Regions from separate parts of the Mus musculus genome. Here region 2 is linked to region 1. The links are chromatin loops, found by intact Hi-C in ENCODE. Cell type or tissue: heart. All regions are shown on one strand. Each heading gives the region's core, and the rest is flanking DNA. Links, peaks and the distances in the headings are about the cores only.

Region 1 (10,902 bases), core at 1,245-9,244:
CAGCTTGTATCTAATAAACCAACTACTCCATTTATTAACTGGTCAGCTAAGACTTGATGAGTTTAATTAGGTGATCTTCAGACTTACTGGGAGGGCAAAATTTTATATTTTCTGAAATGTTTATTTAACTGGACAACTTTCCCTTGGAAATGGGACCCTTCAGCTGGAATGACGTTATAAGTGAATACTTAAATCAAAAAACACCTCTTCAGTCGGCTAGTTGTTTTAATATTGGAATAAATCTTAGGCAATGGCCATGTGTGATAAGATTAGATAATCTCCTCCTCCCTCTTCTCTCTCTCTCTCTCTCTCTCTCTCTCTCTCTCTCTCTCTCTGTGTGTGTGTGTGTGTGTGTGTGTGTGTGAATTTATGTCAGTGCTAGAATCATGCATGATAAGTTAAAATAAAGGACTCAGTCACTTGCCAGAACATAACATTCCAATGTTCTATACATTGGCTTCTGAAGGACATTTCATGGAAACTTACGGTTGGTGCCCTTAGATTCATCTTTTTAATCATCTTTTAAAAAAATGACTTGGCAGTTTTTAGGAAACAACACTCCCAGTGAAAGAATATAAATAAGAGAGAAATATAAGAACTAAGCATGTAATGGGAGTAGAAGAATGTTTCTCTTTAAAAGACATAAACTACACATGGTCTACATATGGGTTAAGGGCAATAGTCCTGACTTTACTGATGCTGTGTCCCTCTAGCAGAGTGTTGTCCAGGAGCTACTAACAATTTTTACGTTTAAGTGTCCACAGAAAGACTCACTACTGACTTGCACTACTGGTCTGTGTTTCCTCAATCTACAGTTCTGTAGCCCCAGGGACATTGAATTTGAACCAGTTCTACATTTGACAACAGAGTTATAATTTTGGAAATGCACTTCACAGATAGCTTTTGCTTTTCTGGTTGGGTGGCTGCTATCCTGTCAGTATACTTCAATTGTGTTCCCAGATCCTATAGATCTCATATATCACTGATTTATCACACATACCATTGATTAACTTAGAATTAAAATATTAAAAGTAATTACTATTGTAAGACCTCCTGCATTTCCAGACACCTCAATTCAGAAAGGCCAAAGGGCAAGATGTAACTCTGAGCTACAAACCTGAGAGGCACTATGATGTCATCTGCTAACCCATGTGGGTACTGATGGCCTCAGTAACTAGGGACTGGCTTGTATTTTGGACTAGCCAACTGGGTGCAGTGTCATTAGAAAGCACTCAATACATTTGAATGAACATATATGTTATACATTTATTGCATGTATAATAGAGAGCTTTTATTATAAACCCCAAAGGAGAAAGTAAGTCCTTCATGCATTTTTTAAAAATTTATTTATTTATTTATTTATTTATTTATTTATTTATTTATATGTGTACACCACTGCTTTCTCCAGACACACCAGAAGAGGGAATTAGATACCATTATAGATGGTTATGAGCTGCCAGGTTGTTGCTGGGAATTGAACTCAGGACCTCTGGAAGAGCAGTTGGTGCTCTTAACCCCTGAGCCAATCTCTCCAGCCCCCTCATGCATGTTTTAAGCAGAAAGAATTACTTCTGCTTTTCTACCAGTAAACCACCAGTACACAAAGAAGCCAAAATGTCCAATAAACTTGGGCAACTATTGTTTTCAATTTGTTTTTGTTTAGCTACTTCCTTGTATTCAAATTTCAAGACATGTAATGCTCACCATGCCTTAGGAACCAAGCAACACAGTATATGAGCCTTGGTCTTAGGGCCACAAGGGACCTTTTGGGTAAGATTAGATGGCTTAGGAGACCTCCTGTTCACACCCTGGTGTCCTTAGAAATGTGAACCATTACCAGCTCCTAACATTTTCCAAATCTGGTTCCTCTAGGAGGTAGCCACCACTTAGTTTCTTCAGTTTCCTCCAGGCCCATACTGGCTTGGCCCTGCCCTGCTTCCTTTGTGAGAACTGGCTTCCAGCTCACCTTCTCCTGCAGAGGCTCTTTAATTGGCTGCCTGATAAATGACACACTGTATTCTCTTTTTCTTTTTTTATTGGGATAATTCCCAGGCAACTGATTGGTTGCACGGAAATGACAGTTACGAGAGGATTGTTGGCTGGGCTGGAATCTCGCTTATTAACCCACACAGGTGGGACTGGCATTTGTCAGGCCGAGTTTCCTACTGCATCCATCTCTCTTGCTGCCGGGCAGGCCTCTGGCTCGTGTCAAGATGTTGAAAGTAAATTCCTCAACACAGAAGAAGCCTGAAACTCAACCTTTTCTCTCAGGCTCTGTTAAGGGAGTTGATCGAATGGGGGAGGGTACAAGGAATTATTTGAAGAACTCAGAACTCCAAAAGCAAGAATGGATAGATCTGAGAGATGGGGTACAGACATGGAACCATATTGCATGATGGTTTTAGGCAGTGAGGCATAAGTAAATTCCAAGGACAATGTCATTTCTCTGGAAAATCCTATCCTTATCTTGACCTTTTTGCAAAATCAAACCAGTCTTTATGCCCTTCTTGTACCATATCCGTGTGTGGCCAAACCACGTGTTTCTTCTTCCTGTCAGCAGAGGGCTAGCTTATGTGGAGAGGGGAATTTTTCCCTTGTAGTTATCTACATAACCCAAGCCTAAGTCCCTTTTGAAGGATTAAGCAATCCTTACATGTTATGTATGATCCTTGGATTTGTTTTTGTTTGTTTGTTTGTTTGTTTGTTTGTTTTGATTGGTTGGTTGGTTGGTTGGTTGGTTGGTTGGCTGGCTGGTTGTTTTTCTTATTGCAAGAATACCCTATATGCTTTGCTGACAACATCCAATTTTAGACACATGAGCCAAGGACAGCTGAAACTGGCAACAGAGACATCCCTCTTTTCAACCGGAGGAGGTCAGCTTTGAATCAGTCCCATAGTTCCCTTTAATCCATGCATATGTTCAACTTGGCCATCAGTTAATCTAAGCTAAGCCTATAGACATCTTCCACAAAACAGATATCATGAGTCCTTGTCATCCTCGTGTTCTTGAGTCATCGAAACACATGATAGCACAGTCTCAATACAACGTTCTCTCTAGTATCTGATGTTATCATTATTCCAGAGTCTCAAAGAAAATATTGTCATAACGTTCAGTTAATTAAAGAAATATTTGTGGTTGGGAAGAAGGCTCAATTTGTGTGATTACCACTGCATAAGCTTGAAGATTTTGGATCCCTGGTTCATTCACAGAGCCTTGCAAGGCTACAGGTGCCTATACACAGGTATGGGAGGTAGAGTTTAGGGGTCAGAGACAGAAAGATGGCTGGAGCTTGCTGGCCATCCACCTTAGCCAAAATATGATAACCTTCCAGAGTCAGAGAGAGAGACTCTGCTTCAAGGGACTATAGTGGAGATGAACAGAAGTAGGTACCCTACCTCCTCCTCTGGTCTCTGTAGAGACCCACCTGCTCGATTATACTCATACACACAGCATATGCATAAACACACAGGAATAAAATTAAATAAATTATAAATTCTCACATTTAAAAAAATGTGGTGTTAAAGGAAAAGAAAATATCTTCTTACTTAAAACTGGGCAAGGAGGAGTGAGCCTAACTTGACTGAAACTCCTTCAGTGATACTTGTGTTTTGGTCCCTCATTATTTTGACATTCAATTCCTTCTTCTCCCAAATCCTAAGACTGTATTTATCTAGTAGGAGTCTAGCACTCCATCACTGGGCCTGGGTGGCTCCCTTGGGACAATCCTTGCTATTTGTTTGTTCTTCTGGCTCCCTCCCTGCTTTCTAATCAGACCTCAACCCCCCCCCCAAAAGAATGAAAAGGCAACTTGAGGGAAGACATCTTCAATAAGACCTTCAAAATGATACCATGTACGTTGGTTGCTGCTGTTTCTTTGCTTGCCATCCCTGTCCCATGCTCTTCATCCAAGTATGAATTTGCAGACATCTTCGGTGTTAATTTTACTTCTGATTTTTTTTCTTAAGGCATTATCTGATGCCACAAATCCCCGGCACATGGTAAGCTCCGAGTTCTTTCTATATTTTATTGCTACAAATTAATAATACTTTCATTAAATAACTCAACACATTAAGTGATTAGTACTTGCCTTCACAATATTGCCAAGATAATTCAATTAAGGACCACCTTGGAAGCAATGGTTACTGCCATTGGAAAAGGTATAAGTCAGGGGGTTAGAAATCAGGATTATTATTTTTTTCTCTCTGCCATTTATGGACCAGTGATCCTGAGTGTACTTGTCTTTATGTTTTGGAAGACATGGGAACAAGACAAAAGTAACTCTTTTATGCATTCCTTCTTTCTCTGAAGTTGTCTGTGTACTCTGCTTTCAGTAATTAATCACAGCTTGTTGACTGACACTGCTCCAAGCATGGGTTTCGTTGCCCTTTTCGGTCTCCCTGAGCATCTCCTTATCTTCAAAAGATAGCCTGGCTTTCTGAAGGTCAGATCATTCACAGAGAAACAGGTGATGTTGGTTGGAGGGAGGGAGTGCCTGAGACAGCACGTAGCATTCAGAAACAGAGTGGGAGAGGCCACTGAAAGAATCCTACCAACCAAAGGAGAAACACGTCACCACAAGGAGCTATTTTGGGATACAAGGGCCAGAGAAATAGTGTACAGCCAAAAATGAATAGCATGCTGTCAGCTTTGCCTTTTAATAATAAAATAATTGAGGGGTTGGTACAGTTAGGGGCCTTTTAAGAAGTCTAGTAGGATGCTTCCATTAGAAGAGGAAGGAGCTTTAGAGGAAGAACTACCCTGTGTCTTTTTCTCAGGACTTTTCTCAGATGTCCTTCCCTTTCTCCAAGGCAAGGTTTTTCTACAACATCCCCTAGAGGGCGCAGTGACTCTCTTCCTCTTGTGTTCCCGGTAAGAGACCTTGGGCAAATAGACTTTTAGAAAGCACCCTCATAGAGAGGCAAAGGGGAGGGAGGAGAGGGCAGATGTGGGATGGAGGGAGGGCTTGTGGAGGGGTAACCTGGAAGTGGGATATCATTTGGGATGTAAACGAATAGAATGATTAACAAAAAAGAAAGAAAGTAAATGCGTTCTAAGCAAACTAGGTTCAACTAGTTCCAATGCATCTGTGAACAACCCAGACTCAAGTCTTGCTTGATAGTTTTAGTGACTGACACAAAGTGACACAAAGTGCATACCACACGCATACCTTTTTCTGTTCGCACCATCTTTCAGTTTGGACATATTAATAGATTTCATCTCCAGTCTTCACTATCCAAAGGTTGACTCCCAGAGTAGTAGGTCCACTGGAATTTTAATATTGACTCTGTTATCTCATTTAAAATCAGTTTAATCTGTCTCCTTCCCCAGATAAAAGAGTGTTTAAAATGTTTTCTACTTTCAAACTACAGCCTATTAATCTTAATGTAAGTGGTTTAAATTTTCTGTGGCAAGATTGTTTTGTGTAGATTGCCATTCCTCATATGATTTATAAGCTACATCTTTAAGGTAGGGTGTGGTCCCGTGTTTCAGAACTTTTCAGGCCCAGACGAAAGGATTGTGAGTTCAAGGTGGCATGGGCTATCTAACAAGAAACATTCTCAAAATAAAACAAACAAACAAACAAACAAACAAAAACATGTGCCCTTTAAACAAAGGCCTTTATTTTCTACTTGTGGAATATTTACTTATTTATATGTAATAAAAGTAGCACTGAAGAAATACCTGAGGTGTGTTTGCTTATTCAAAAACAGTAAGGATATTAGTATATCTCTCAGAAGATTGTCTTGGAAGCAGATGGGACCATTTACAAGAAATTCTTGGCAGAATGCCTGTCAAAGCCATATATAGTAAACAATTGGTAAATACTAGCTATTTTAACATAGCTTGTGGCATAATTCTAGAACTGTTTGACAAAGGATAGCTTGGCATCCAAAAGGTGTATCATACATTACATATCCATTTTGTTTATTGTTGCCTTTCGGTGGTCATTATGGACTCAGTGCATCTAGTTCACATACAAGGAGCGACTAGAAAATGGTTGAAATCACACAGACATATGGCTTCGTTTGACTGACTCAGTGGTTAGTTTGAGACTGAGAAACTGTATATAGCTCCTTTCATTTTAGGAGCGCCAGAATAAAAGATTTGATATGGAAGATTTTTACCACTTCCATTAGTGCTTACTCAGGTTCTCTTTCCTTACACAGCAACAAGATCATCCCTTGATCTTGACTAATATAACAATAATCAAAACATTCAAAAATGTCCAGGAAGTCCTATGTAACCAAGGCTATCTTCAGCTTCGCTCTATCAAAGATGATCTTGAACTTCATTCTATCTTCCAGCTTCCATCTCCTAAGTAAAGGGATTACAGGTGTCTACAATGATGCCCAGTTCTTAAAGGGCCGGGGATGAACCCCAGGACTTCCTGAATGCTGGGGAAATCACCCTTCCAATGGAGCTATGTCCCCAGGCCCTTAAAACCTCATCTTTAGCTCAATCACTCAATTAGGATCGAAGGACATGGGAGTCCAGGGAGAGCCACAGCATTGTATCTGCAAGCTTGTTCACTATCCTACTGTGGTGACAGAGGGCTAGATGGTGGGACTCAGTCATTTGACATCTGATACCCGGGATCTCCATGACTAAACATATCTTGTTCTATCTAGGTATACATATCACCAATTAAGTTCATTTAGGGTTGCTCATATGTGCATGAGTTTGGGGTTGACCACCTACGATGGGGAAACATAGCAGGGTGTTCATCCTGGGGAAGACCAACTCTCTCTCTCTCTCTCTCTCTCTCTCTCTCTGCAGCCATTGAGTACCCATAGATCTTCATGGGTGAAAACTGTGATTTTTCCCCCCATCCGTGCCGCCTTGTCAAATGCAGCTCTTGTCTATGCAACCATATTGTTGAGATTTATGCTTGGTGCAGCTTCCAGGTAAACTCATGAATTGGAGAGAGGGCATTGAAGGAGCTGGAGGGAGGGAGGGGGATGGAAGATATAAAGAGAGAGTTCATAACTACAGTGCTTACCTATGTGTGGAGTTCTCAAAGGTAATTTAAACATATAAAGGGCTCACAGCTAGAACCTGGCAGCAATGGGGCAGAGTATCAGTGCCTTCCTAGTTACATTTTAGAACTTGCCAGGTGAGCAGGTGGTAGTCATATACTGTTGAACTGCTTCTGTCCAATCGGACCTGCATACCCTGACCACTTAGCCACGCTCTTCTCCTCCTGTCCCCGTCTGTACATCTTTCAACCTTTGAAGCATAATTCCACGTCCTCAGGCACACGTGTGTCTCTGACCCCCTTTCCTTGTTGCTGCTTCACAAACCAAGGCATACGTGATTTGTGGCTTTGGCACCCTGGTTTGGGTTTTGCCCTTGAAAAAGTCTCCAGTTCTCGTGTGTGTGTGTGTATAGCAAATGAAGCATATGGATGGCATAATTAGTACACGGCGGATCATGCTGTCACCCTGGACTGCAGGCACCTCAACGGAAAAGCGACTTAGGAACAGCACGTTGTATTTTGCCTCTTGTAACCTCCCTGAGTCTTCTGTTCCAGATGACAAGCACAGAACTGTGGATTGCGTGGGTGCTTGACATTAGGTTTTATTCCAAGCAAACTTAATATGCTTACATAATAAAACCTGTATGCTAGATCTGAAGTAAAAATGATTGTCTCAGGCACTGGGACACTGGTCACTGCTCTCCACCTGTCCCCAAAGCACCACTGTATCAAAGTAAGGAAAGGCTTTGCCAAGTAAGAGAATACCCATTTCATCTGTAGAATACAAAAGTGCCCTTTGTCTCCTGGGATGCCTGGATAACTTATAATCACACCCACTTAAGCTGAACCTAGAAAGTGACCCAGGACAGGTGCTTCAAAGGTGAGGTCAAATCTAAATTTGAGCTAAGATGAAGAGGCATTTGATCACAAAGATGACAATCTGAGAAGCAAAGAAACTCATAGAATACATAAGAACTAGTACCAAAGGGCACAGCATGATTTCTGAAATCCCCAGAATGACAAGTGTACATCATCATGAAGCACGTGCTCCAGAGAAGGAAGGCAAGTGTCCTAAGGCATTTGCTCGCAAAGAGACTTGATATGTTTTTAAGTTAGAATAATAATTTGATTTGCCCAGCATCAAGAAGGCCCTAGTATTTCTTATGAGATCTTCAACACTAAACCCCAGAAAGACCCGAGTACACTGGGATCAATGGTCGGTGCGTGACCAAATCAACCAGAAAGTTAGGAACAACTCAGCCAAATTATCTTGCTTGCTTGGTGGGATCATTCCACCTCCTCTCACCGCAGAGGTCCCTGCCACCGAGGTCCCCTGCCACCGAGGTCCCCTGCCACTGAGGTCCCCTTCAGAGAAGGTCCTTAGCCGAGGGATAAGAAAATACACATTCTAAAAATGGTTTAAGTCAGAAAGTAAAATTGATATTTAATGGATTTCTTTTCATTTCATCCATGTATTTAATACTTCCGCATTGCCTCCAGACCGTTTGAATTAAAACGGACATTGCCGGGAGGTGGAGCTTGCAATGCCTAACTCTTTGCAGAATTTCTAATTTTATGTAGTGATTTTTTTTTACAGCCCATTATAATAAAGTGAGTTGCATTTATCACACTCTAACAACAATAATGAAACCATGAGCGGAGCAGTAATTGACTCCAATAGACATTTATCCTTTGGCCAGAAAAATAACTGAGATCTCATGCTGCCGAAAAGCTCCTTTTTACGATTTGTACATATGAGGCTGCTTTGCCAACCTCAAACGCCTATTGATTAGATTGAATAGATGGGATAGTGTGCTTTGAGCCTGATTCCACCAAGGACTTTGGAAATAGAACGGGGGGGGGGGTGGAGGTTAATGCTTTTTCTTCTGTGCATTTGTAAGCTGCAGAACCCAGTGGCTTGTCTGCGCCTACTATAACAATTATTGTTGTGAAGCTTTCTTTTCACAAGGCATTGATCACAGTTCTCTTTCAGAATTAGTTTTTAACATGCATATTCCTATGGTATGATGTTACTAACACTGGTCACAGTGATGCACTAGGTCAAGCCTCTATCCCATATTCTAGGACCCAAGCAATAGACAAGGCATTTTTTTTTCTTCTGAGGACTGGTCACACTTCTGAAGTCAGTGGCACTATGTACGACTGAGAATGAGAAGTAGGCCCCTGGGTTGGCCAATCATTGCTGGTTAGGATAGCATTGCAATGTCACCCTTCCCTTACAAACACTGCTGCCCATCAGCCCCGGAACTCTTCCCAGAGATGGTAGAATTGAACACTATAGCCACAGTCCCAATGTCAGTTCACAAGCTCCACTCCCGTACCACAAGAAAGGAGTCATTAGTAGTATTTGAGCTAATCCATCAAATGTCCCTTAACATCTCAAGCTGGAGATGGTTCTTTTGCATAAACAATATTAAAAAGAGGGGAAACTATAAGTTCTCCATCATGTTACTTTTTTAAATAAGCCTACTTATGGGTAAATTTAAGAGATGCAAGTTTTAGAGGCCTAGAGACATGGCTGAGTTGATCAAGTCCTTGATGCAGAAACATGAGGTCTTGAGTTTCCATTCCCAGTACACACATGATAAAGTTTGGTGCACTAATGTGCACCTGTAATCCCATCTCAGCATTAGGAAGGTAGAGACAGTTGGACCCCAGGGACTCCCTGGCAACTAGCTGAATCAGGCAGTGAGCATCAGATTCAGTGAGACATTCTGTGTCAAAATGGAAAAAAAAAAAAAAAAAAAACGTAGGTGGGAAAATAAATCCTACTATGCCAAGATCTCACACAGTGTGTCTTCCCAGAAGTCTCATCAAGGTGAGGCCAGCCCAGCTGGCCACCAGAATTGCCATTTCCAAAGCCAGATGAAGAGGTGAAGGAAAATGAATCGATGGCTTTCATGTACATTTTGTAGGTGCTTAATCAAACCACAAAAGAACCAAAAATTAGAAAAATTAAGTAAACATGACTTTGTTTTATTCTTTGTAATATTATTGAGGTGACAGGCTCATGCAATGGCATTTTCTGGTATCATGTACATCTTACAAAATGCAGAGACAAGAATCAGACCAGGGTGCATCAAACCTGCTGTCATGTGATAGATATACTTAGGTCTGAAGCACTAAGCAGTTGGTGGCCTACCTCCCATGTACAGTTCACGCTTCTGAGATAAAGTATATTCTCAAAGCTAAAATAACAAATGGATGATTAATAACCTCCAGGTAGCAGTGTGGACTTCTTCCCACATACACACCCAACGTATTAACCTTCACGCTTCAAACCAGTCTGACAGGCACAAAGTGCAGTGCAGGAAGGAGAGACAATTACTGGAAAATTAGACCCACATAGGAGGTTGGAAGCTGCCTCGGGGAATATGGCTTCTTGTAAACACGAAATCATGAATGCCTTAATTTCTGTCTCATTATGTTCTAGTTGCCTAGCCGCAGCCTCAAGACAGTACTGACTACATTGGTATTCATACAGATGTAAAAATTGTCAATATTGTCACAAGCTTTTCTTAAGATTTCTTGAGAACCGTGTGCCCCACCCAGACTTGTTGGCTACCTTGCTTATTATGGGGCTGTGTATAAAGGGAACATGTACTGCTGAGTATACAGGCTGAAGAGATAGATGACTCAGTGGGTAAAAACGTTTCTAGCCCAAGTACAATCTCCAAAACTCACACCACAGAGACAGATGTACTGGTTTCACATCTGTAATCCCAGCACTCTACACATTGACATGGGAGGCAGAGACAGAAGAACCACCAGAAATCTCACAGGCCGGCAAACCTGGAGGACAAAATATGTCAGAAAAAAGGCTCTGACTAGGCAAGGTGGGAAAACTTGAATAGGCAACGTTGTTCTCTGAATTCAGTACATATGTTGTGGCATATGTGCACCT
Region 2 (10,902 bases), core at 1,758-9,757, 560 kb before region 1:
CACACGTGTGTTCCAGTCATTTAGGAAGGTGTGATTAAAAACCATTATGTGCCCTAACAGATGTGACCTTAAAGAATCTACTATGGTTTAAAAAAAAAAAAATAAAAAGGGGCACAAAGTATTGCATAGCAATAGTGGTTAGACTAACACCAGGAAAGTATTATAGGAGCTGAACCACACTGAACAACTTTCATTGATTACTACCTTCTGTTTCAAGAAAAATACCACGATGTTTAAGAATGAGATGCAATGTTCTTATCCCAGCCCCCTCTTCCCATCGCCCTAACTCTCATGGTTCTAATGAGGAAGAAATTGAACCCCACGGATGGTAGATTTTAAATCTTCTTCACTGAAGAGGAATTATTGGATTGCTACCATCTTCGTCTCTCTAGTCAAAGATAATTCAACCCATGTGCTATGAACATACAAAACAAACAAAATAAAACCATGGAGACCATTTAGAAAATGAAATCTCCTTGTTTTCAAATCTCCGATACACGCTAAAAGTCTGTTTAGTGATCTTAAGAAGTGAGTTAGTTATTTTGTTTTTCACCACATCAGTTCTGCTCTCGGGCACCCCTACTAATTCTCAGAATTCATGTAAGCATATCATAGTTTGTACATCTAATATCCCAACTGTACATTTATAAATCCCAACTACCATGTCAACAATGGTATTATACTGCAATGTACATGGTCAATGCAACAGCTCTGTATGTCTGAATCAACAATCTGTGCTGTTCATAAAGTTGGGCAGGATTTTCTGCTCATCTCACCAAGAATATTTTTTTGCATTCTTGATTTTATGTCATAGCTTTATGTCATTTATTTTTATTATTTTGTGTGTTTGTTTCTTTGTTTGTTTTGTCATGGAAAGGTATACCACAATATGTGTGGAGGTCAAAGAATATCTTGCGGGAATCTATTTTTCCTTCCCATCAGATGGGTCCTGGGGATTGGCCTCAGGATCAGAAGCCTATACAATGAGTACTTTTAGCCACTGAGTCATCTAGTCAACTGTCTAAGCCATTCTTTGAGTCTTGTACAAAAAAAAAAATAAAGTCTGTCAGCTTAAAACTGTGACTACTCAATGTACAGTCTGTAATGCCAGGTGTAAAATACTGAAAAATTATATGGGGGAAATGAGTCAGAGAGAAAGAACCATTGCTGTGTGAACACGAAGAACTGAGTTCAAATCCAGGCTCACAACTTTAAATAGCAGGCACGACTCAGAACATCTGTAAACCAAGGGCTCTGGTGAAGAGCAGAGACTAGAAGACCTCTGGGGGTTGATTGCTACCAGCCTAGCTACAAGTTCAGTGAGCTTCCTTATCTCAAGGGAAGAAAGGTATGATAGAGAAAGAATGTTAGATAACTTCTAGTCTTAGCATGCAGACACTCAACATATAAACACTTATAGACATAAGTGCATATCACACACATACACATGAACACACACATTCAAAACATATACATACACTATGTGTATATATAACAAATGCTTTAAAAAGTAAGTCAATTAGTTATATGATTGATTCATTTTAATAATGTTTGTTCTATTGAGACCAGAACATTCCTCCATTATCAAGTTGAAAAGACACCTGTGTTTTTAAACTTTAATATTATTTATATTTGATGTGCTTTCATGGTATTTATACATTTTTCAGTGATAGTATTATATAAAATTGTTTAACATTGGAAAAGATAGCTATAATTCTCTTATGTGGTAAAAACAGAAGCTTTAAGAGAACTAAACATATTATAGTTAATGTCTTACTATTCTTGCAATGTTTCGTTAAACTATTAACAGTTTAAAGAAACAGTCAAGTAGAAAGTAATTTATAATAAAATATGTTTAAAGTTAAAAAAATGTATTTATTTGGTTTCAATCGTACCCTGAATAACCGGTACATATAAAAGTATTCAATTCTGAAATTTAAATAGATGTGTTGCTTAAAATAAGCTCCATGAACATACTTGTCTGCATCTCCTGATTCCAACCAATTTAAAAATTACTTTAATGTTTGTAAAATAGGGGTCTGCTGCTATGGGTAATTGCAATGGCATGTAATGTAGGTTTAACATTATGGTGGGTTCCATGAAGTGGTATTGTAATCAAGAAACTAGAAAAGCACATCTCTTTATCCCTGCCTTAAGAAAGTCTCTCAAAATCTTAACAAACAATAGGGCAGAGTACGTGGATTTAGGTTCTCCATAACTTATAGCTTCTCTAAATATTAGTGTGTGCGAATGTGGATATGTATGAGTTGTGCAGTATGTGTGTATGTGTGTATGAGTGTATGCATGTGATGTATTTGTGTGTGCACACATGTGTGTCTTGTGTGGTATGTGGTACATATGTGTGTACATGAGTGTGTGCAAGTGCATGTGTACATATGAATGTATATGTGTTGTGTTGTATATGTGTATGTGTATATAGTGTGTGTGTATAGCTATCAGCAAAAATCAGAAGAAGGTGTTGGAGAACCCATAAGCTGAAGTTGCACACAGCTGTGGAGTTGGGACGCATGCAAGGGGGATGCTGAGGTCTGCACGCAGATCTTCTACAAGAGCAGCAAGTGTGCCTAACCACTGAGCCACATCACTAGTCCCAAGTCAATAATTCAGTAACTTCCACTCAGTTTGCTGTTCAATTGAATTAAAAATTCATAACAGATAATACAAGTTTTGGGAAAAACAAAAATTGTCATAGAGACAGGAAACTAAAGAATTGCTGCTGAATCAATGGGTCCAAGAAGACAATCTCTAGGATGTTAGGATCCTGGACACAGAAACCCAGTAAACCCCAGTGGATGCTGACAAAGTGTCAGGAAATCAACAAACCCTGCTGACAAAGACGTTCTAAGTATGAAGCATGCGTGTACAGTGGCTAAATGTGATTCAGAATCATGTGAAGTTTTATTTGTTATGGTTGTTGTTGCTGTTGCCGTTGATTTGATGTGCTCTGTGTTTGAGATAGGGTCTTACTTCATAGCTCCGGCTGTCCTAGAACTCACTAAATAGACAAGGCTGGCCTCAAACCTCACAAGGGACTGCCTGCATCTGCCCCACTGAGCGTTAGGATTTGAGCTATGCTTCACAGGACAGCATGATGCTAAGATTTCTGTGATATAAGGAGTGTTTTGTGGGGTTAGATATACAGTTCTGTAGCTAAGAGAACTCACTGTTCTTGCTCAGTGTCTTTTTCATTTCTTGTGCTTTCCCTCCTAAATGTTATGTTCCCTTCTTATCAAAAGGACCAAGAGGAATATTTTATTAAATCCAATAGCTTCAGGAAAGCTAACAGATCACTGAGGTGTCTTCTAGGTAAGACCCAGTGCATACCATCAGAGAATGAATTCCTACGTAGCCAGGTTAAACTTAATACCTTCCAAGTTTATGTCTTCAGTGTTCTCTGTTGACAGTGTCTGGATAAAGGTGTCATTGTGGGTCTCGCTGTATTTCCTGCCCTGGGCAAATATACTAGTCTAATTCAAAGCACTCGTTTTGAGTAAAAAGTAATTCATTTTCAATGTATGCATGTGAATGTTTGCTTGCATGTTCGCAGGTGTGTATATCAGAGATGATAGTTCTTGTTTGGCAACTTTAAAGGTTATTTAAAAAATTCAGGTTTGAAGCCTATTACAACTTAGTTTGGAAGGTACTGTTTGGTCATACTTTACAGGACTTACGTCTACAGTGGTTCCTTATAAATAAAATATTTAACAGTCATGAATGGATCAGATATCGGACCTCAAATGATTTTTCTCTTCAAGTAAACAAATTGAACTTATTATATTTCATGCATTTTGAGGTAACAAATGACTTCGTGGGATATAACAGGAAACCAAGCTAATTTCCCATCAGTTGCTCTGTTGAAGATTGTCCTACTGTAATATCTTGTAATATTTTCATTGGGGGGGGGCATTTGGGTTTATTTTAGCAGAAATTTGGAGTAGAAGTATTCCACTCTGACATGATCATTCATTTCTGTCTCAGGACCTAGGTAGATTTTAATAGATGGGATGAGAGAAAGGACTGTTTTTGTCTCTCAAGGAATTGCTAAACCAGATGTGGTAAAATGAGGGGGAGGCTTTTAGATTTTAGCTGAAAAGCACTATCTAGACAGACTAAAAAACCAACAAACTGACATCAAATCAGTAGCTAAGCCAGATAGCAGTGGGTATGTCTGAATCCACCGCTGGTCAGCTAGTTACAACTCTCCGAGGTTACTTTTCCAGGTCACTTCTTATTGTGTATTTGTGGAGGATTTGTGGTCCAAGCAAGCAGATGACCATCTGTTTCTACATCAAAGGCATCCATCTCCAAAGTTGCTCACTGAAAACGGGGTCAAGGTTGGATTTAGTTCTGCAAAGCCACACAAAATGAACTGCTGGTTTTAATACATTTCAAGTTTTAAAATAGTTTAGTCTGTACGATATTTGTGTATAAAACAAAAATACTAGATTCATGGTATTATAATTAGTTCCTCTGGATCATCATATTTCATATTTGACTCTTGACAAAGGAAAAAAGCTACAACGTCACCCTTCAAAGATGATCTCTAAAGCCTTCTTTTTCTGTTTCAGTAGATTTTAAAGTGATAATAACATTGACTTATAATGACCTTGATATTAACAACAAAACATATTTTACAATAAGATGTTTATAAATGAATATTGTTTGTCTGGATAATAGGAGAGCCTTCTTTAACTCTGAGGTTTTTCAAATTATCATTTACTCAAGGTTTATATTAAAATCGAAAACATCAAAACTAAGACACTTGTCTAACCACCTATCCTCTTCAAAGATGCATAAACACCAGAACTTCCACTGGATTCCAAAAGAGGGCAGTGGAAGTCCACAGATGTGTTCAATGGTGTTGCTGGGGGGAAAATATTCCCTGAAAGAAAAGTTTTCTGAAGAGTAACATGTATTAATCCAGCTACTTAAGGAAATGAGAATTATGGCACTTAATTAAAGAGTATTGACGCCATCTGAAATACCACCTCCCAACCGCCACATTTTGTATTCATTAATGATAAAAAGATATAGATCAGGGACTAGTCAAGGCAATCTTCTTATAAGGGTCAATGACTTATCTCTCTTTCACGATAATCTTACAAAATTATCCTTAAATAAAAAGCTAGTGAGCAAAATAAGAGAATTTTATGTGGCGATGTTTGCATTCATTATCTCGTTCACAAAGAGAAATGTTGCTAAATATTTCCTAAAAGCTCATACTCCTAGGGATACATTTTTTTTTCTCTTTTAATTAAATGATTTTAAACCTATAATTTTAAAAGAGAGCAGATCTCTAGTTGCTGTTACATTTTTGCCAGTGATATTCAGCCAGGGTTTGAATTTTATAGCGCACATGAACAGAAATAGATAAAATAGTAAGTGACCAGTTGTCCACTTTTGATAAAGTTCTTGCTTTTTGAATATATGCATACATTACATTTGAAACTGAAAGTTTCCCCAAGACAGATACAACTTGTTTAAAATAGAAACCTTAACTTAATTTGTAGAATAATATAGCTAAAATGTCTATTTATGAAAATTTTTTTACTGGGTCTTTCTTTGTCAGATCCCTTATTCATGTCTTCTTTTTATTTGATGTTTTCATTTGTTCCCTGTATTTTTTTTTCCTCTGCAGACTTCAAAACATGTTTAGTAATGGAAATAAATGCACATCATGTCATTTGGATCTCTTCTGGAATTGATGCTGCTACAAAATACAGCTTTTTCTTACATTTGAATTAAATTACTGCCTCCATGCTTTTGAAAAGTTACAATATAACATTTTTATTTCAATTCTCCATTTCTTTTGTACTTGTAGAGCATTAGACACCAGTGGGTTAATCATGTAAGAAATATAAGCAGCCATTAGGAATATATCCCAATGAATCAGACTTTTCTTCCCAAAGACATGCTATTGCCCTGTCTACACATCTTCCTCCCATTTCAAATACAAGTACATAAAATAGGTGTCTATCTCACTTACAAATGTGTGTGTATATTTCATATTAAAATTATATATTTTACATGTGCTGTATGTACACATATCCCCAACAAGTTTTAGTAATATATATTGTGGACTCCTCCAAGTCTTCGTCCCTTCACTATGTAATTTTTAACTGACTATCCATCAGTCTAGCATCTGGACTCAGCATTATTCATTTATTCTTCCCTGTAAATGAATGATATAACTGAAACTATTGTAGGCAAGAGATTGAAAATCCATCCAAAGCGAAAAGCGTTCTTTGATAGCCACTCAACATCCTTTGACTCGTTACCCTGACTTGTTAAATGAGGTTTATGACCAGCCTACACAACGGGCGAGTGACTACTAAAAGTGGTGTTCTGTGAGAAGGCAAATACTGACGCTATGGTTTTAAGGATGAGATCTGCATTTCATTGATGAGATTTTAGGAGCAGGAACAAGGTAGAGGATGGTACTCTTGATTCTGAAAGTCCCTACTGCTCATGATGCTTTGTTTTTGACCAGGTTTTGCCCTGGAAAGTCACAGAGGGGTCAGAATGATGCCATTTCCCGCCATGGTCAGATTCTCTGAACTATTTGCAAATTCTGATTTTTGCACCTATATAAAAGACAAAGTTATACTAACTCTGTCATTATACATATCATAAGCATACATTGAGTAACCACACTTAAATTTCAGCTACAAGATAATGAAGAACTTGTCAGAGTTGGTGAGAGCTGATATTAAAGGAAAGCTAATGTCATGGGAAATTATGTATTAAAGCTTAGGTAGAAAGGGCTCAGCTTTCTGCCTTATCCTGCCGAAGTCACTTTTAACCACCTCTTAGTTCCACACCCAGATAATACCCTTTGCAAACCTTCTAGAAACAACTATGTATTTGATAACATGCACAGATGAGCATAAGATTAATTGAATATACCTGTTACTCCTATGTATATATATTTAACATACTCTCTTTATTGAGATTACATATATGCCTGTGTGTATATGTATATATAAATGTTATATATCATGTATTTTATTATGTAATTTATATAATATAATATAATGTGCATAATATATTTAACTCTATTATATGTTATATGTAATATAATTTATATAATATATTTAAATATTATAATTTACATTACATATTATATAATTTATATGTTACATAAAATAATATAATACTTTTCATTGGCAGACTAAAATTGTCTGGAACCAGAAACAGAAGTCAGAGAAGTAGTATTCTAATATCATGTATGAGGAAACAGGAATGGCTGAGGTACTGATGAGATATTGCTGAACGTCAGCCACACATGCATAGGAAGATGAGAATTAAACCCAGGTCCTCAGGACAAACACTAGTGTACACTCCCACTCCATCACCCATCATAGTTTAATATGTTTTTCAGCTTAAATCTATCTACAAATAATAATATTTTAAATGATATGCAAATATATAATATTATCTGTACAAATAGTCACACAAAACACATCCGTATGCACAATTGTAAGTGACTATTCTAAGAATTCGATATTTTTTTACACTTGGGCTTTGAGATTTTTTTTTTTTTAAACAAAAATAATTTGGTGTCTCCTTTCTCACAGTCAAGTAAATGAAAACATGATTACACATTTGAATTTCACAGGTTTCCCATTTCATACTTGGAGTCAGGCTGTGTGTTTTGTTTTGTTTTGTTTCTGTTTTCTTTTTTACAACATTAAACACTGTTAAATTTGCCCTGAAATTGCTGCTCCATTCTAGAATGGCATCTACTTATGGAAAGTCACTTTCTGAAATGAGCAGGGGAGACTTTTCTTCCCCAAGGATTCTAAATCCAAGTTGAACCCGAATCTGGACAACTCAGCAGATAAGTGTTGGCTTGAATGAAGTGGATCACGGGTTTGTCTAAAACCGGAAGCAGCCTATGCCTGCTTGAGACTGCCCTCTCAACCAGAGCTGCAATGCAGGTTCTGCTGACACCCGCTAGGGTCTTATACCAAGGTCTATGCTACCTTCTTTCTGCTTCTGATTGACACGGAATGCTTACCCTGGATGCAGATGTTTACCCACAGGAGGCTTTGTCGGAGGGAGGGCAAGCATAGTCTCTCATATGCTGGTATCAGAGTGAGGGAGTGCTGGAACCTGAGTTGCAGAGCTTGCTGAAGGCGTTCATTATAGTGAAAACCCAAAGTGGGATGGAGAGCCACCTGAGAATGTCAGAAGTTCAGTAGGAAGAGTAGCTCCAGGTGATCCCTCTTGATGAGCACCAAGCAAAGGACAAACAAACAAAAGCCCAGTAGAGGATCAGATTAGTGGGGGCTTGGAGGCTAGATTCTTAGTCTCTATGTAAGAAATGTTGGAGGCCATGATAATGCTAACTTAGAGATTTTTTTTTAAGGAGTATGTGAGAAGGGCCAGACCATGATGGGTCATACCACCCTGTGCTAGTGGTCCTTGGTGCTATAAGAAAGCAGGCTGAGCAAGCCACAAGGAGCAAGCAAGTAAGCAGCACCCCTCCATGGTCTCTACATCAGGTTCTATCTCCAGGTTCCTGCCCTGACTTCTTAGCCTGACTTTCTTCCATGGTGAACCTTGATATTTGGAAAAGTAAGTGAAACAAACCTTTTCCTCCACAAATTGCCTTTGGTCACAGCATTCATCACAGAACCAGGAACCCTAAGATAAGAATGTTATTCTCTGTTTCCTCCTAAGCCAACAGTGCAAACCCTGGGCTCATTTAGTTCTCAGATGACACCGCGTAGTAACTGGCACACCTTGGAGTAGGAGGCTATTGGTCTGTTGGTTCAGATGTCAGGAGTGCCTACAAATATTCTGCAAGGATACAGAAAGTTGCTTCTATAGAGGTCAGCTAGACCCCCCACATGTTACATTATCTGAGACACCATAGAATGACAGCCACCTAACTGTAAGCTGGTGTTGAAGTGGGAATGTGTGTCCTTAAAGAAGGATGCTGCCTCGGAATATGAGTTACCAGAGTTGCGATACAATAATCACAAGCTTTAGGTTATCCTTTCTAAGCTCTACCTTTCCTCTGACGTCTCCAGATGCTGTCAATCATTATGAAAACCTGTTGTCTTAAATATGGCTGCCGAAATCAAGTGTCAAGTTAAACAGGACAGATATCTAAATTACACATCTCAACCCATTCACAACCTACCCATAACAAGGCAGTGCTTCCGTGTACAGAACTAGTCATCATTAAAATGTCATTTTAAAGAGTTTGCTATGAGATAGGAGGGATGCCTCGGGTGTAAGAATGCTTATTGCTTTTGCAGAGAACCTCAGGTGGTTAGTTACTCTCACTTACAGGAGTAGGCCCAACCACCCATAACTCCAGTTCCAGGGGATGCTATGCTCCTTCTGGCCTCTGCATGCACATGATGCACATATATACACTCTGGCATCCTCCCCCAAACTAGCTAAGCTTATCCCTTATTTCTTTATTATGATGTCTTTTAAAACTTTATTTTTGACAATTACATACATGATTATAGTATATTTATGACCCTGTGTTTTATAATTCCCCTTTCATGTCTTTTAAGCAGCTCTCAACTAGTCCCCCTCCTACTTGCATGATATGTGTGTGCGCGAGAGTGTCCACACGTGCATGCGTGTGCTCATCCGTGCGTGTGCTTTTGCACGCACACTTGAGTGCATGCATGTAAGGGCAGGTGTTGTGAATTCACAAGGGCACCGATCCTGTCATGCGCAGAAGGCAGCATGCTATAGTGTTCCTCCTCACCCTTCATCTCCTTCAGCCTTTCTTCTTCCTCTTCTATGAGATCTGCCAAGCCTTGGAGGGGTGATACAGATGCCTCCCTTAAATGTTTGTCTTAATGACAAAATTTAAACAAAGGACTTGAACACAAAATGTAAACAAGTCAATAGAGAAAGCAACAGACATTTCAAATTAGGAAATGACCAAAATTAGCTGTCAAACTTAAACATTCATGTGTCTGATAACGAAACGTTTGTTTGCTTGCTTGCTTTTGCCTTTTGGTTGTTGTTTTTTGTTTTTTGTTTTTTTAATTTCCCCTTTCTCCTCTCTTTTAAGGGAGCATATTGAAAAATGTATGAAAAAAAGCATTTGTCAGAGCTACACTGCGTTCCTCATTAGGGGCTTTCTTCTCCTGGAAAGCTTTCGGGACCTCTCTGAAACAGACATTGTGGGGTGTGAAACTGTCAAATGCAGACAAAAGGCTTCCAAGGGGCCTAGCCTTGCGTTAGAAGGCGCTTGTTTTCTGTCTCAGAATGGAGCTTGCCTGTGATGAAGTCTGTTTTTTCTAAAACTTGGCAACAGCTGACTGGTGAGGTTCGGTCTTGGCCGGAAGTCTTAGCTACAGCGGTGGCAAGGGTTAATATGAAACCCACCACAGCATTTTGCACCGTCTCCCAGGAGAGCTCGCAATGGATTTCCACTGCCACTGGACATAATGGCTCGCAGCTGCAGCAACCCATGGCAACACTTGATATTCCCGTCGCTAGCAGACCAGGCCCTTTGGTAGAAATGAAACAATCGCTGGTACTGGGCTGAGTATTGTAGCTGGGGTCAGAGTTCCTAAGCCACAACCTAAAATGACCTTTCAGTCCAAACCTAACTTTCCCAGCTTTTGGGTGGATCCCTTATCTAGCCAGTCAGCCTGTGAGCCAGTCAACCCATCACCTGTTTAGTTTGACAAACTGAGGATAGAACTTAGGATCTCACACACGCTAGGCCAGGTTTCTACTAGCAAATTGGATCACCAGCCAACCTTTCTTTTCCAGAGTCTTACTAGGTTTCCTAGGCTACCCTACCACTCACTCTAGTCCAGGAAGAACTAGACGTCACAGTCTTCTGGTCTTAGTCTCCTGAGTGGCTGGGTTCCAAACCTTGAACACCAGTCTCAC

The links. A loop is a pair of places that touch in the nucleus more often than their neighbours do. Peaks named below come from ENCODE experiments on the same cell type or tissue, not always from the same donor. Only the 100,000 strongest peaks of a DNase experiment are listed, where the experiment ranks them.
Region 2: a loop joins it to region 1, with 2.5 times the contacts of the local background. A loop is called at or near these places in 2 of 42 quality-filtered maps.

Annotation. Positions count from the first base shown.
Region 1 is chr11:112,204,760-112,215,661 of GRCm38, forward strand. No RefSeq gene overlaps it. Among named protein-coding and RNA genes, the nearest start is that of Gm39461, 53 kb to the left of the region's middle. In heart, for the core only: a CTCF peak has its summit at 4,833 (motif pointing right); no DNase peak of the experiment used is centred there; H3K27ac peaks cover 304 bases.
Region 2 is chr11:111,648,222-111,659,123 of GRCm38, forward strand. It overlaps Gm30219 (a long non-coding RNA gene), which reads right to left and starts at 10,792. Exons shown (of 4, transcript XR_001780139.1): 1 at 10,767-10,792; 2 at 8,042-8,249. In heart, for the core only: a CTCF peak has its summit at 4,831 (motif pointing right); no DNase peak of the experiment used is centred there.